Regions from separate parts of the Homo sapiens genome. Here region 2 is linked to region 1. A link is a loop called in an ENCODE intact Hi-C map of the cell type or tissue named here. Cell type or tissue: ascending aorta. All regions are shown on one strand. Each heading gives the region's core, and the rest is flanking DNA. Links, peaks and the distances in the headings are about the cores only. Region 1 has its middle 220 kb from the start of GAP43. Region 2 has its middle 93 kb from the start of ZBTB20.

What was found. Peaks named below come from ENCODE experiments on the same cell type or tissue, not always from the same donor. Only the 100,000 strongest peaks of a DNase experiment are listed, where the experiment ranks them.
Region 2: a loop joins it to region 1, with 2.9 times the contacts of the local background. A loop is called at or near these places in 4 of 110 quality-filtered maps.

The regions. Positions count from the first base shown.
Region 1 is chr3:115,400,011-115,402,936 of GRCh38, forward strand. No RefSeq gene overlaps it. Among named protein-coding and RNA genes, the nearest start is that of GAP43, 220 kb to the right of the region's middle. In ascending aorta, for the core only: no CTCF peak of the experiment used is centred there; a DNase peak (open chromatin) is centred at 1,501; H3K4me3 peaks cover 356 bases; H3K27ac peaks cover 2,500 bases.
Region 2 is chr3:115,238,398-115,241,323 of GRCh38, forward strand. No RefSeq gene overlaps it. Among named protein-coding and RNA genes, the nearest start is that of ZBTB20, 93 kb to the left of the region's middle. RefSeq lists an enhancer at 891-2,090. In ascending aorta, for the core only: no CTCF peak of the experiment used is centred there; a DNase peak (open chromatin) is centred at 1,504; H3K27ac peaks cover 762 bases.

The DNA of each region.
Region 1 (2,926 bases), core at 260-2,759:
TGGCATTTAGCTTCAGCCTGGTAGCCCGTTCCATCTTCTTTTCTCTCTTTCTGAATTGAATTGCAAATGTAGGCATGCCTCAGTGAAAGCACTTATACTGTATTTCTGATCTGCGTCTTGACTCCTCTCCTCCTCAGGGACAGCAAAAACCCTGAGGAAATATAGTTGGCCTCAGTTAAGCTGGGCCTCTGATCAGATTAGCTCCCAGTTTAATAAGACTTGAGGTAGGCATCCCAGCTGTGCTCTCTCCCATTTCACGTTCATAGAAAGATCAGTGGCTGAAGGCCCTTATTCTGCAGATTGGGGCCTATGCATGTGATTTGGGGCTCTGTTTCTCCAGTTTTATCCTGAGGTTTAGACCTGAAGGAATATTTGTAGGTTTCAGAGAAAGAGGTTTAAAACATAAGAACTGAGAATGCTTACCTAAGTTCTAAGTTAGGTAAGGAGGGTGAGAAAATTTTGGACTCATATACTTTGGGATCCTGCTCACTCCTCTGAAGCATTGACCCCACACAAAACACACTTCTTTTGATAGCATAAGTTCACAATCCTTCTATCTCTTCAGTCCTCTGGCTTCTTTTCCTAATATGTAAAATGTGTTGCAATAACATAAAATAATTCTTAACTTTCCTCTCTGCTCCTGACTCCCATGAGGTCCTCAGGCCCTATAAAGGCTTCTATGGGCAAGATATTTTGAGGAAAAAATGACGAGGAGACCACAACATTGGTCATTCATTCAACTATTCACGCATTTGACAAACATTCAATCAGTGCTAATCAGACTTAGGCACTCGAGTTGTTACAGGAGGGGGCTCTCCCCTGCACCCCACTAGGAATGTTGGGTGATGGTTCAGCAATTATGGCATTGCCTCTCTAAAAATTATAATTTGGCAACACCAGGGAGAGTCCATTTCCTCATGGTCCATACCCGTGAACGTCAAAATGTTAATTGAATGCAGGCCCCAGGGAAAAGCAACTTTCTGAGTTAAGAGACAAAAGTTGCAAGGTATGATGTTCCTGGAACACGCCATCAGAAAAGGGAAGAAAGCCTTAGGTGAGCATGCATATGACGTCCTAAACACACTGCCAGTGCTCAATTCCAAAAGGTAAGGAAAGCACTGTGCATGCAGGAAGACCACCCTAAGGGAAGAATCTTGGGAAAGCGGCAAGCCTATAAAGTCCTAGGATCAAGCTTAAAGCCCCGACTTTTTTTTTTTTTTTTTTTTTGCTTCTTTTTCTGTCTTTGACCTTCGGGTGCCCACTTGGATCTCTTCCAAGGGTTCTTTTCTTTCTTTCCTATTCTAAAGACTTTTTAATAAACTTCCATTCCTGCTCTGAAACTTATCTCAGTCTCTTTTTCTGAGATAAAATTCAGAAAAAGAATTTTCTGAATTTCTGAGATAAAAGAATTTCTCAGCTGAATTCTTTTTTCTGAGGAGGCAAGGACTGAAGTTGCTACAGACCCAGACAAATATGCAGCCAGTAACTTGGGATAACGCGATCTCTTCCAGCCATAACAAAGTGACTAAGCACAGTGCCTGACTGCAAAGAACTCTTAGTTTAGTTAGGGAGAAAAAGGATAATCATAATCCATGTGGTCACAAAAATCAAGATCCATACAAGGTATTATGGGAATACATAGGAAAAATCATAAGATTTATTACAAGAAGAAAAGTTGTCATGCCCTGTTTATAAGCTAAGAAGAACAGTAAGTGTCTCCACTTTTCTTCATCTCCTCCTTGGAGCCTTCGTTGTTAATCTTCCTGGCCTTCTCTGTGTCTTAACTCAGGATCTGAATTATGATCATTTTGCCTAGGATGAGGATGATAATTCATAGAAATTATTTGAAGCACTTTAAAGTTTGTGTTTAACTACAGCAGGCCCTCCAGGATCCCAGCACAGATCCTGTTGAATCCGTCTTAAGATATTTTCCAACTCAAATGTATCATCAAAAATGGAGGTTGGCCCAACCAAGCTGATGTATCTGTTTATTTATATTAATGAAGAATAGGAAACCAGCAGTATTTCAAAATATTACTCATATCTGCTTTTGAAAATAAACCAGAAACCATGGTAGGAGGATTTTTTTTTTATTGAATGATTTCTTGCTCTTTGACTTTGTAAGCTGATGTAGAGTGTTACATTCTTCTTCAAGTGTGCACAAAGACCTTTTGTTTTTCTGGGAAAATATCATTGTGTAATAGAAAAATATTGGATTATGAGTCAGGAGACCTGGAGTTTGGTTTTAGCTCTGCCATTAACTATGAAAGTGATCTTGGGTAAATTACTTAAATTCAGAATATTCTCTATTAAATGAAGTGGTTGGATAAAATGCTCCCTAAGTTCCCTTCCAGCCCCAATAGTCTTTGTTCCTCTGTGAGTCACCATGAGGGTGTTCAGTGAATGCATGTGGTTGACAAGAGAGGCATGTCACATAAAAAATTCATATAAGGATATGTCATAGGATGGTTTCCTGGGAAGCAAGCTCTGAGATGAAGATTAACAAGCAGGTAGTTTATTAGGAAGTGCTTCTGGGGTCAGTCCCTATGAAATAGAAGGGAATGAAGCAGGATTGAGCAGAGGAACAAGTAAAGCTATGACACAGTCTCAGTGGAAGACACAGTTGAATCTTCAGAGGTGTCCTGAGCTGGGAAAGTGGGCTGGGCTTTAATACCTTTGTGTGGAGCAGTTATTGGATGAAACCTGGAATGAAGTGGCTCTCTTTAGCTTAAGGAATCTCCAATGGAGGCTGACAATTAAGGGCTTTATTCAGTATAACTTCCAACAGCTGGAAGAATACATCCTTCATTCCTGAAGGATAATAATTGGTTTCTACCACAGGATGTCTGTGTGCTGTCATACTCTATTGGGCATCAGTGGAATGTATGTGAAAACAACACAGTGTTCATGCTCATAAAATGTTTAT
Region 2 (2,926 bases), core at 332-2,831, 160 kb before region 1:
TTGATGGACAAAGTGTCAGGATTTATAAAAAGCATTTGCATTATAATTGAGAGAAGAATTATGAAGACTCCCTCAAGGAAGCCATCCCTGAGAACTTCTCATGTCTGAACTCCAGGCTGAGTTGGGCTCTGGTTCTCCCTGCTCTCAGCACCCTAGGTTTATTTCTTATGGAAGTACTTATTACCCAGTACTGTCATTGTCTGGTTACTTACTGTGTTAGTCTGTTTTGTGCTGTTATAACAGAATACCTGAGACTGTGTAATTTATGTAGAACAGAAAATTATTTTCTCACAGGTCTGGAGCCTGATAAGTTCAAGATCAAGGCACCAAAATTTAGTGTCTGGTGAGGGTCTTCTTGCTGTGTCCTCCCATGGCAGAAAGCAAAAGGGCAAGAAAGCAAGTTAGCTGAACACCTTCTGAAGTCTCTTTTATAAGGGCTTTAATCTATTCATGATGGAGAAGCCCTCACCACCTAAACACCTCCCAAAAGGCCAACTTCCCAACACTGTTGCATTGGAAATTAAACTTCCAACACAAGAATTTTGGAGGACATATTCTGACCACAGCACATACCTAAATCTCCCACCTCACTCCGTGTGTTATGGAGACAGGAATTGTACTCAGAAATGTTTCTGGGAATAAGTAAGTGGAGCAATAAGATAGCTGTAAAGCAACTGGGACCATTTATATGAAGCAGCCAAGATACCCACAATAACTTGGAGAAACTGCTCTGGAAAAGTAGACATTAAGTCTCCATTGTTGGGGTTTCTGACAGCTGTGGCATGGTGGCATGGTACTACCATAGTTCTTCTACTCTAACACTTTCAAATACCCTTTTAGGTTTTTTCCCTAAGTTCTCCCTCTTTCCTTTTTCCCAGATAATCAATAGATGATTAAATGTCTATGTGAATTGCAACTGTCTGAGTTCATTGTGTTATTGTATTTTTTGTTAAATGGGTATAATTTGAAAACAAGACCTAGAAATACTGCCATACTTTATCTGGAGTCATCTTAGAAGATTATTATTATCAGCATAATTATCTACTTTCCATACAACTTGATTGTTCACATTATATATATTTTTGACTTGAGGTGGAAGGATGACAAAAGGGTCTCATTTAACCTTTTCTGTTTTTAAATAGAAGCAAGATTATTTCTAAAAGTCAATAAAGGATATCCCAGAGGAATTGAGGAAAAATGGGATGAGGACTTCAGTAAAACATACTTTGGTGACAAACATTTTGATATAAAATTTTGTAAAAGCACACACATCCTGATGGGAAGAGGATGAGTAATTTCTTTTTAATTCAGAGCAAGTGTTCTAATCTGGCTGAAATTCTGGGAAGTGCTGGAAATCCCCAAAGCAAAGTGCCAGATGCCATTTCTGGATCCTGGATACGTGGGCTTGGTTGCTAAGATGATGATGCCTCCTCCCCTTCACCACATTCAGCTGACGCCTGAGCGACAGGGAGTTGATGTACGCAGAGCACGGATCTAACAATGTCAACTGTGCTGACATCATCCTAGCTGTGCAGGGCTGATGGGAATTCAGAATATCAAACATCATATCAAGGGCAGTGAGCAGGTGTGACTCATTTCCCTGGAGAAGTGGGAGAGAGGAAGGGAGAGGGCAGGATTATCTCACACTGACACACACACAGCCTTTAGACTGAGCTATTTGCGTGGCTTATTTAAAAGCAGCAAAACAATGTTCTGTCTCTCTCTTCATTTTTCTACCGGAAACACTTTATATTCTAGTCCTATGTGTCTCAGCATAGAATCGAGCCTTTCAACATCATAGTGTATTAAAATACACATTATTTAGGATCATTACTTTTTATGTTACATAAACCCAACTATGAGAACAATTCAAACAAATAAATTTTATGTTTTTATTTTCTCTTCAGGTATCATCTAGTGAACTGTTCAGATGCAACTGAATTGAAAAGGAGCTGAACAAAAGATCCTGAGAGAGGTCTGATGAGACTGCTTTGGTATTACCAAATATATACAGCATTTCTGTATTCTAGCAGAGTATATTGCTTGGTACGAGAGAAGGGGTGCATGATAAATGCTCAATAATTGCTCCTTGGGTGAATAATACAAAAAGACTGTACGTTTGTAAGAATGAGCGTTAATATATAGATTCTCATGTATTTTATGGAGTTGATTATGTATCAGTTGACTTTAAGGGAAAATGGTAATAAGACTGGATACAATAACAATTGTGGTGTTAGTGAAGTTACTGGTTTCACAAGTCTCTTATCCATTGGAACATCTTATTAGAATGATTAGGCTAGGGCAATTAAATCAGAAAGGAGTGTACATCAAAACAGTAAACAAAACAAAACTAAACCCTTCTGCTTCCAAAGGCTTAGTGTTTAATAGCAATGAAAGAGGTACAGTGAACTGACATGGTTGTATTCTCTCCAAAATGACCCTAACGTGTCTTATCACTCTGAGAAGTACTAATTTATCTATGTCTTGTGTCAGCCATAACACAAGGAACAAAAGGACAAAAATTGTTGTTACCCTGTACTCAGTGCTAAAAAGTACCACTTATACTTCCATTTACTCTGTGTGTTTAGTAAAATGGCATATGTATGATAGATTGTGAAGCATATTGGAATCTATGTGTATTGGTTTTTATTGGTATAGCTTGAACAGCACAGAAACAGAAAGGTGTGTTTCAGCTCAATCTATAGGATACTACTTGTACAATACAGATGGTGTTGGAGGCAATAGGAGGGAAGAACATGAAAAGAGAGGAGTGACTTCTATAGAATTATATGTGCAATGACATAAAGAACTCCAAGTTCTTGCTATGAGATAATAAGTAAGTTGATAAGAGAGATGAAAGGATATTAGCATGTTCCTAGAAGGCATCTTAAATTTTGAAGACAGATGTTGAGATATGTAGAACAAA